3 separate regions of the Homo sapiens genome follow, and all the other regions are linked to region 3. A link is a contact called in ENCODE Hi-C or POLR2A ChIA-PET data. All regions are on one chromosome and are shown on one strand. The core of a region is the stretch at or near the end of the contact, and the rest is flanking DNA. Distances in the headings are between cores, read along the strand shown.

Region 1 (2,964 bases), core at 330-2,829, 100 kb after region 3:
CCCTCCCCTCTGTCTTCTTTATGACCTGGCCTTGTAGGGTAATGGGAATGAGCATGGAAGACAGTCAAGCTGGGATCTGAATCCTGGACATAGAATTTACCAGTTGTAAGCACTTGGACAAGTTGCTCTTTGTGTCTCAGCCTCAGTTTTCATAGCTATAAAATTGTTATATAACATTGTTTTTTTTTTTTCTTTTTTTTTTTTTTTTTGAGACGGAGTCTCGCTGTGTCGCCCAGGCTGGAGTGCAGTGGCGGGATCTCGGCTCACTGCAAGCTCCACCTCCTGGGTTCACGCCATTCTCCTGCCTCAGCCTCCTGAGTAGCTGGGACTACAGGTGCCCGCCACCACGCCTGGCTAATTTTTTGTATTTTTAGTAGAGACGGAGTTTCACCGTGTTAGCCAGGATGGTCTTGATCTCCTGACCTCGTGATCCGCCCATCTCGGCCTCCCAAAGTGCTGAGATTACAGGCGTGAGCCACCACACCCGGCCTATAACATTGTTATATACTATTATTCAACTTGAGGGGGGAATTGAAAAGGTTAAATGAGGTAATGTCCATCATTCTATGTCATTACTTTGTTTTAATTTCTTCCTAGCATTGAACACTACTTATGATTATTTTATTTGTTCATGAGTTTACTGACTTTCTACCTTTGTCTTTCCATAGCTGTTCTCCAAGTGTCTAGAATTGCAGTGATTAGCACAGTGGCCACTAGCCAATGTGGCTATTAAGCATTTGAAATGTTCCTAGCAGGAACTGAGATGTGCTGGAAGTGTAACATACACACAAAGTTTCAAAGACACAGCATTAAAAAAAAAGTAAATGTAAAATATTTTATTGATAATTTTTATATTGATCACATATTGAAATAATATTTAGGGCATATTGGGTTAAATTATTAAAATTACTTTTACCTATGTCTTTTCACTTTCTTTAATGTGGCTGCTAGAAAATTTAAAATGTCGTATGTAGTTAATATTATTGCCATCGACCAGTGCTAGTCATGAACAATGCTGGCACATACTAGGTGCTCAATAAATAGTTGAACGACTGAATATTTTTCTTTGAATGAGTGAGTGGCACAAAAGTGAAAGTATGTGAATAATAGTTTATCTCAAGTAGGCGACCTCCATAGGATAAAGCTGTCTGCTTTAGGTTAATAAACTAATTCTGGTTGAGGTGTTAATAGCTGATAACAGCTTAACTTGTTGGCATGAGTCAAGGTAAGATGTACATTTTAATTGCAACTCTCTAGAAGTCAGATAAAAGTAGGCTTTTTAATTCTACTGTGAGGTCTTCCAGAAGCAAGGTTCCTTTAGATTAAATTAAAAAAAAAAAAAAAAAGAAGAGGAGGGAGGGGACAAATGCTGAGAATGGGGATGGAACAGAGGATGGAGGGAGATGCGGAGAAACTTCAGAGCGGCAGGTGCCTTCGTTTCCCGTTACCTGCTGAGTCTAGTCCCTTCCAGGGCACACAGTGGGCGCTTAGTAACTGTAGAAAGAAGTCGAACGAAATCGGAAGGGGGAGAGGCAGAGGCCACAATCAAGACACGGAAACGACAGTCAGTCGAGGCAGCAGAGAGGGTTTCACGCGGGCCAGCGGAGGCGCAGGGCAGTTGAGAAGGGAACTTGCCACGGGGCGGAGGGGCCGCGCTCCCCACCAGCGCGGCGCGGGGGCGCTAGGCCAGGGACCGCCGGGCCAGGGACCGCCGGCTGCGAGCAGCGGGAACGGACCTGCCCCGGGTCGCAGCGGTTTTTCCCGGGCGGGGCTGAGGCTGCAGGGAGGCGGGCGTTCCGGCGGAGGGTCACGGCCTCGCCGCCGGGACTTTCCTGGGGTGGAGGTGTGAGCACGTAGGAGCCCTGGCCTTTCCAACTTCCCAGGTCAGACTGGGGCTGGGACCACCCTGCGCGGCCTTGGATGCAGGGAACCAACCCAGTGCTAGTCCGCCCTCGCGGGGACCTGTCCTCTCGCCTGACCTATGAAGTCCGTCCCTGCCTCCAAGGCTCCAACAAAGTCCTTCTTTCCCCCAGAGTAGCAGTTCTCAAACTTGAGTGCATCAGCATCACCCAGAGGCTGTATTCAAACACGTTGCTGGCTCCCTCCACGGTTTCTGATTCTGTGGGTTTAGGGTGGTGATGCTGATTCCTCTGGTCAAAGGACCATCCCTGGAGAGCCACTGCCCTTTAGGTAACGATTTTCCCCTCATTTTTCTTCTGAACTCGGTCAGCACCTTGTTCAGCCTCCCACTGAGCCTGGAACCCTTGACAGCTGGGGAAACAAGTGCGTTGCTGCTAAGCCAGGAGGGCACCTAGGAATCCCAGCTTCCAATCCAGGGCGTTTTCCTCTGCATTCACTGCTTCTTTTACTCTCTTGGGAGCCTATGTGTGGGATCCAGAACAGGGCAGAACCCTGAGTAGTAAACGCTGAACGGGAAGCGAGGTTAGTTAAATCCAACTGCAGGAGAGGAAAAAAGAGTCCTTTTCTTCCGGAGAGGAGAGGGTACACAGAGGATGCCTGTCCACTGACCAAACCTGCCCTGAGCATCACCATTGACGCTTTCGTTCATTCAAAAAACAAAGTTAATTCAGCAGGTGCTCTATGCCAGGCACTGACTTGGTATGGGGGATAATGAAGGAAATAAAACCGAGATCCCTGTCTTTGGAGAACATACTTCCTAATAGGGAGATTAACAGTAAACACAATAAAAGGTAAATCAATGAATATGTTAGAAGGTAGTAACAGTTACAAAAAGAAAAACAAGAGTAGGGTAAAGGAGTGCAATTGGAGTTGCAATTCTAAATAAGATGGGCAGGTAGGCCTTATTGATGAGGTGAGTTAAGATATTAAGCCATAGGATAGCTAGGGGAAGAGCGTTTCCAACAGGGGGAACAGCCAGCGCGAAGGTCCCGAGTCAGGAGCATGCCTGATGTGTTTGAGGCTCATCAAACGGGCCATTGTAAC
Region 2 (3,081 bases), core at 2-2,501, 78 kb before region 3:
ATGCTCCTGAGGCTGGGTTCCTCACTATTAGCTGTGGGACTGCACATGCACTTTACACTGCCTACTCAGGTTAAACATTACCTCCTCTAAGAAGCCCTCCTGGACCTCGCAAGTCCTGGATAGGTACACATGTATTTGCCTACAGAGGCCCTTGTAGTTGCCTCTACATACTTACATATGAGTGTATATAAATATACCTTACACTCTCTCTTTCTTCGTATGTATGGGATACATATACACATACATATATAGATATATACATACACATATACACATACAATATACATACATATATATGTATATATATGTGTGTATATATATAGTATATATGTATATTGTATGTGTATATACCTAACTAAAGCCTCAAGACTTCTGTTGACACCTCAAAGAGGGCTTGAGAGCTGTCCTCTATGCTGAAGACTGCAGAGAGGTGGAGGGTATAGACTTGTTTTCAGTGTTCTTGAGGGGGAAGGCCCAATAGGTGAAAGCTGCAGAGACATCAATTTTGATTCAGCCCAAGGAAAAACTTTCTAGTAGCGAGAATTTCCCCAGGATGCAGCAGGCTCCCTGGGGGAGCCTATGAGCGTGGGCTGGGAGAGGCAACTATGGAGAAGGCTACACTTTAAGTGGTGTAGGGAGGAGTGGGAACTGGATCCCTCTAATGGGGTCTTCTAGTTTTGTGATTGGGGGCTCTTTTACCATAAAAAAAACTATTATTTATTAACCTTCTATGAAGCGCTTATCTCCTTACAAACATGAATTCATTCAACCTCACATTGGCCCTGCAAGGTAGATATTATCCAGTTCATGGATAAGGAAATGAGGCTCAGAGAAGTGGGGTAGCTTGCTCATTAGAAATTGGCATAGAAACATGAGCTGCATCTCACACTAGAACTCCGTAGAATAAACCAGCTGCCCCCACTTTCCTCCAGCAGTTAGGTTCATACAAGTTTTACCCATGTCAGCAGCACAACAGAGTTCATTTGGTTTTGTTTTCATGTTCCTTTACTTCCTCTCCAGTATCTCTACCTTTTTCATGCTGAAAGTTGGCCAGCAGTCCAGACCATCAGATCTAATCTGCTCTGGGGGAGTAGGGGCCTGGCCTGGTTCACAGGCAGTCCCCAGACTGGGTGGTGCCTCCTGAACCCTCTTTATTCCTTCTAGAAGGAATCCACTGTTTACTACCTTGTTCCTGGACCTCTAGACACATTTATAAAGCCACAGAACCTGGGAGGGGTAAGGAGGTTACATGAAGCGTGGCAGCTACAGCTGACAGAAGGTTTCAGAAAGTCCTGTCGCTTCAGTTTCAAGTCTGATGAAAGAAAAAAAAAAAAAAAAAAAAGCTAAGCAAAGCCCAACGAGGCTGCCTGCCAGGAGTCTGTGAAACATGGCCCAGGCCAAAGCCAGTGTCAGCCAAGAGGGAAATTACAGGCCTTAAATGGCAGACAAGTCTGCAAAAGCCTCCTAGAGTTGTGTTTGGCAAATGTTTGTTTGCATACATGTTTGTTTGTGTGGATGTGTTTTTCAGCATGTATTTTTTTTTTTAGTTATGTATTTAGCTCTAAGATCGTTTTTAAAAACAATGTCAAAATTGTACTTTAAAATAATTTATTCCTGGTGAATATTTGGAGCAATTCCATTCAGTTTAGTTCAAGTCAGCAACTATTTACTGACAGTCTATTCCATGCCAGGCACTGAGATTGGCACTGGGCATCCTGGGTTGCTAAAGGGGCTGCCCCATTCTGAGCTAGCTCAGTGGCTGCTGTAGAAAAAAGTCAGCCCAAATGCCCATCAATGATAGACTAGATAAAGAAAATATGGTACATATACACCATGGAATACTATGCAGCCATAAAAAGGAATGAGATTATGTCCTTTGCAGGGACATGGATGAAGCTGGAAGCCATTATCCTCAGCAAACTAACACAGGAACAGAAAACCAAACACCACATGTTCTCACTCATAAGTGGGAGCTGAACAATGAGAACACATGGACACAGGGAGGGGAACAACACACACTGGGGCCTGTTGGGGGAGGGGAGTGGGGAAAGCATTAGAGAAAAGAGCTAATGCATGCTAGGGTTAACACCTAGGTGAAGGGTTGATAGGTACCACAAACCACTGTGATACACATTTACTTATGCAACAAACCTGCACATCCTGCACTTATACCCCAGAACTTAAAAGATAAAAAAATTAAAAAATTAAAGCAAACAACAAACAAACAAACAAAAGTGATAATCAGGTGAGAGAATGAGGAAGAGGAATATTGTTTTCTAAATGAATATAATAGTTGGCTTTATTTTACAGTAAACATGTAGTTTCAAAAATATTAAAAACAAAGCACAGACAACTTGACAAATTACCATTTGTTCCACCACCTAGAATTAACTAATTTTTATATTTGTCATATTTGAATTATACATTTGTATGTGTATAAAAATTTTTAAAGTGTTATTAATAAAGCTGTGGTTCTCCTCCAAGAAAAAAGAGAAAAAGACACATGCATGGAAAAGAATCCCAGAGGACCCTTGGGCCCAGATCATTTCAGTCCGGTGTGGCTGGGACAAAAGAGGGAGAAGCCTTAGTTCTTGGGGGAGAAGGAGTCAAGTAGGACTTTACAGGCATACAAAGGTCTGGAGGGGGCCCTTCCAGGTACAGGAAAGAAACCTAGGGGAGCTCATCTGAAGGTCAGGGATGGATGACTTGCTCAAGGTCCCACAGCTAGAAACTGGCAGCCTGAAGATTTGAACTCAGGTCTGTCACATTCTTCTCCACCCCAGCAAATAAACCTGAAGGTGAAAGCTGTGTGATTTGGCTGGAGGGCTATGTCCAGCCTCTTTAAATCCTTCCCATCCCTTAAGGACTAGCCAACTCTTACAAATTCTCAGTAGGCTAATCTAATATCCACTGCTGAGTTCCTAGAAAATATGTGCCTCAATATTGCTCGTTATCTTTTAATGAAGCTATGCTTTTCTCTTCAACAATATAAATACATATAAACATTTATTTCATTTTTAAAAAATAAAATAAAGATTTGTGGTTTTCCACTCTATGTCATGACAATGTTTGGCAAAAGAG
Region 3 (2,919 bases), core at 273-2,772:
TGTCTCCTAGTGTTGTTTTGTGACAGAGTTCTCACAAGATCTTGTTGTTTGAAAGTGTGTAACACCTCCTACTTCGTGCACTTTCTCTTTTCCCTTCTTCACCATGTGAAGATGTGCCTGCTTCTCCTTCACCTTCTGCCATAATTGAATGTTTCCTGAGGCCTCCCCAGCCATGCTTCCTGTATAGCCTGCAGAACGGTGAGCCAATTAAACCCATTTTCTTTATAAATTACCCAGTCTCAAGTATTTCTTTATAGCAATGTGAGAATGAACTAATACACTTCCTCTGACCCTCTCCTCCACACCCATGCTGGGGAGATGTTCTTCCGTGGGATCCCACAATCGACATCCATCTGGCTCTCTAGAATTGCACTGTTCATGTAGTGCTCACAGAGATGAAAGCTCTTTGAGAACAAGACCACACATTATCGCTTTCTTCCTCTCCTTTTCTCAAGCAGTGGTTCTTGGGGACTGCAGCATCTCACCTTCATAGAAACTCAACACTCAGACCTCACCCCAGACCTACTGAATCAGAAACTCTGAGGTTGGGGCCAGTGAGCTGTGCTTTAACAAGCCCTGCAGGTGATCCTGATGCCCGCTGAAGCCTGGGAACCATAGTCCTGAAAAAACGTCCCTGGCTCTTGTCTGTTCTGTTGTGATAGCTCCTAACTGGGCTTCCTGCTTCCTCCTCTGTCACCTTCCAATCTATTCTTCATCCTAGAGCCAGAATTATCTTTCTACAACATGGAAGGAAGGGCCCTCCTCAAGAGCCTTCAGTGGCTTCCATTTGCACCTATAATTAAATCCTGATCCCTCACCATGACCTACAGGACCCTGTGTGACCTGGCCCTGCATCTCTCCTATGCTGACCCCCTACCACCAGGCACGATGGTCTGCTTTCAGCTTCTGAGGTCAACCATCCCTTCTTGCCTCAGGCCATGTGCTGGGATGGGGAGAGGAATATGGGTGAGTCATCTTCTCCATCCTTGAGGAGGTATAGTCAACTAGGGGAGACAGATATGGACACAAATAGACATGCAGTTCATAGAAAGCAAAGTAGCAGGGCTGTGCATATGGTACAGAAACAGCAAAGACTCATTCTGTTTAGGGACTTTTGTTTTGCAGTGATTTCCAACTCTGCTTCTAAAGTTTGAAGGTGTAGTTTTTCTTATTCGAACATTCCAATACTAGGCATTCCATTGCCCTGAGCCTCAGTCCTGCTACTGCCATTCAGAAGCTATGCCCACCGTGCAGGGGCATTGGAGGGAGTACACGAGGATATACATCAAACGTGCCAAGCGGAGGGCAGGGTCTCTGCAGGGATCAGGGACTCCCATGTTTCTGGAGCAGATTCAAGTTTTGATGTTGTGGGGACTTACCCTTCCTGAGCTTCAGTGGGAAACTAAGTATCCCCTGAAAAAACTGAGGTGTTAAGGAGGAGGCTTGAGGTTGGGCCTACAGCAAAAGAAAAGTTCCCCTCCACTTTAAGAAATCTCCCTCCTGTGGGTGTGGTAGTGAATGTGAAAGTAGAATCTGCCTCCTGGCCCCTGCACTTACCAGAAGGGGCAGTGGTACTTGCAAAGGAGTTACAGAAAGAGCAGCAGCTGAACAGGAACTGGGGCCACCGGTTCTGGGAAGCTGGGGCTTTGGGGGAAGCGCCTGGCAGACCCCAGTGTTTACAAACTTCAGGAGCACCTGAACCCCAGCCTGTGTTAGGCACAGAGCAAATTGTGGTGAGCTACTGGCACAAGTCCTCTGGAGCCAGAAAGTCAAGACAGAAAGCCAGGATGACTCCTCTAGGGCCCAGGGCTCACAGTTCCCTGGACAAACAGCCTCACTGTGGCCTCTGGGAAAAGGTGGGAGGCAGAGCAGGCTGGTGGGTTAGATATTCATTCATTCATTCCCAATTTCCTCATCTGTGAAATGGGGAAAGAAATTCCTTCCACGTCTACTTGGATTGTATATAGTGGGGAAGGGTAGAGAACAGGTTGCTATGGAGACCAAATGAGATAATACATTCAGTTATTCATTTAATATACACTAAGCACCTGCTACGATAAAAATAATAATGGGCACTTATTGAGTACCTAGTGTATGCCAGGCACTATGCTAACTACTTTAATCCTCACAATCATCCTCCGAGGTAGCTGCCCTGATTTCCATTTACAGATGAGGAAACTGAGGCTCAGAGAGATGACTTGCCCAGATCACACAGCTAGTCAGTGGTGGATCTGGGATTTGAGAGCCACAGTGTTAAATGGGGCTCAAGTCTCAGCTCCTGTACTAGAGTCAGGGATCTGCAAGGTCAGGAATTATCATTTATCAATCTCTGAATCTTCGGTGCTTAGGCCACGGCCCAGCACATAACAGCTGCTCACTAAATGTGGGTAGGCCTCTTGCATATCTACAAGACAAGGTGAGATGAAACAGTCTGGTGGGGAAGTCAGGGAAGCAAACCAGCAGCAGGTAATGTAACAGGATCTATAGCAGATGTGCCTTCAGAGAGCTCCCTGAGGTTTGTGCTGGGTCACACTGTGTACCAATCAGGGTCCCAACAGTCTGACAGCTCCCAGGAAATAGCAGATTTCAAGGAGGGATTATATGCAAAGGTGCAGATATAGAAGAATCACAAAAGAGAGAGTAGGCACTTAATAGCTCCTGAACTGTTCTCACAACTCTTAATAGCTGCTGAACTGTCCTGCAGAGTTGCTTTCCTCAGGAGGAGCAGTGAGGAACATGGCCAGTTCAGTGACGTTGCAAACAGTGTATCAAAGGAATATCATACTCTCTCCCTTCCTCTTTTCCCTCCCTCTGGTCTCCTGTGGCTCCCTGTTGGCCAAACCCAACTAGAAACAGAAGGTTCAAGAACCCACCAATTCAATCCCCATAGATCAACCTCTTGAATACAGAGCAGATGAG

What was found. Hi-C counts contacts between places; a loop is a spot of excess contacts on that map. ChIA-PET counts read pairs that join two places held with the same protein, here RNA polymerase II (POLR2A). Pooled maps may share reads with other maps.
Region 1: a map of naive thymus-derived CD4-positive, alpha-beta T cell shows a loop between it and region 3 (2.6-fold over the local background). The contact joins the promoter of HSD52 here to the enhancer-like site in region 3. A Hi-C loop is called at or near these places in 7 of 168 maps with a recorded cell type or tissue (PC-9, Right ventricle myocardium inferior, heart left ventricle and 4 more), 2 of 37 single-sample maps with no recorded cell type and 16 of 50 pooled maps. POLR2A ChIA-PET finds 5 or more read pairs at or near these places in 4 of 52 experiments (B cell, WTC11, activated CD8-positive, alpha-beta memory T cell and 1 more).
Region 2: a map of naive thymus-derived CD4-positive, alpha-beta T cell shows a loop between it and region 3 (4-fold over the local background). The contact joins two enhancer-like sites. A Hi-C loop is called at or near these places in 4 of 168 maps with a recorded cell type or tissue (OCI-LY7, Right ventricle myocardium superior, naive thymus-derived CD4-positive, alpha-beta T cell and 1 more), 7 of 37 single-sample maps with no recorded cell type and 11 of 50 pooled maps. POLR2A ChIA-PET finds 5 or more read pairs at or near these places in 4 of 52 experiments (activated B cell, activated naive CD4-positive, alpha-beta T cell, common myeloid progenitor, CD34-positive and 1 more).

The regions. Positions count from the first base shown.
Region 1 is chr1:59,145,228-59,148,191 of GRCh38, forward strand. It overlaps HSD52 (a long non-coding RNA gene), which reads right to left and starts at 1,580. Exons shown (of 3, transcript NR_027120.1): 1 at 1,449-1,580. RefSeq lists an enhancer at 1,409-1,468 and a silencer at 1,589-1,738.
Region 2 is chr1:58,967,485-58,970,565 of GRCh38, forward strand. No RefSeq gene overlaps it. Among named protein-coding and RNA genes, the nearest start is that of LINC01358, 51 kb to the right of the region's middle. RefSeq lists an enhancer at 1,098-1,257. Within about 2 kb of position 1,252, at least 26 of the 41 ENCODE cell types and tissues checked have a DNase peak (open chromatin) inside an H3K27ac peak, as active enhancers do.
Region 3 is chr1:59,045,334-59,048,252 of GRCh38, forward strand. The region is part of intron 2 of LINC01358 (long intergenic non-protein coding RNA 1358); the gene reads left to right. Among named protein-coding and RNA genes, the nearest start is that of LINC01358, 26 kb to the left of the region's middle. RefSeq lists enhancers at 322-371, 1,227-1,296. Within about 2 kb of position 1,523, at least 6 of the 41 ENCODE cell types and tissues checked have a DNase peak (open chromatin) inside an H3K27ac peak, as active enhancers do; they include B cell, where a contact is called at or near this core.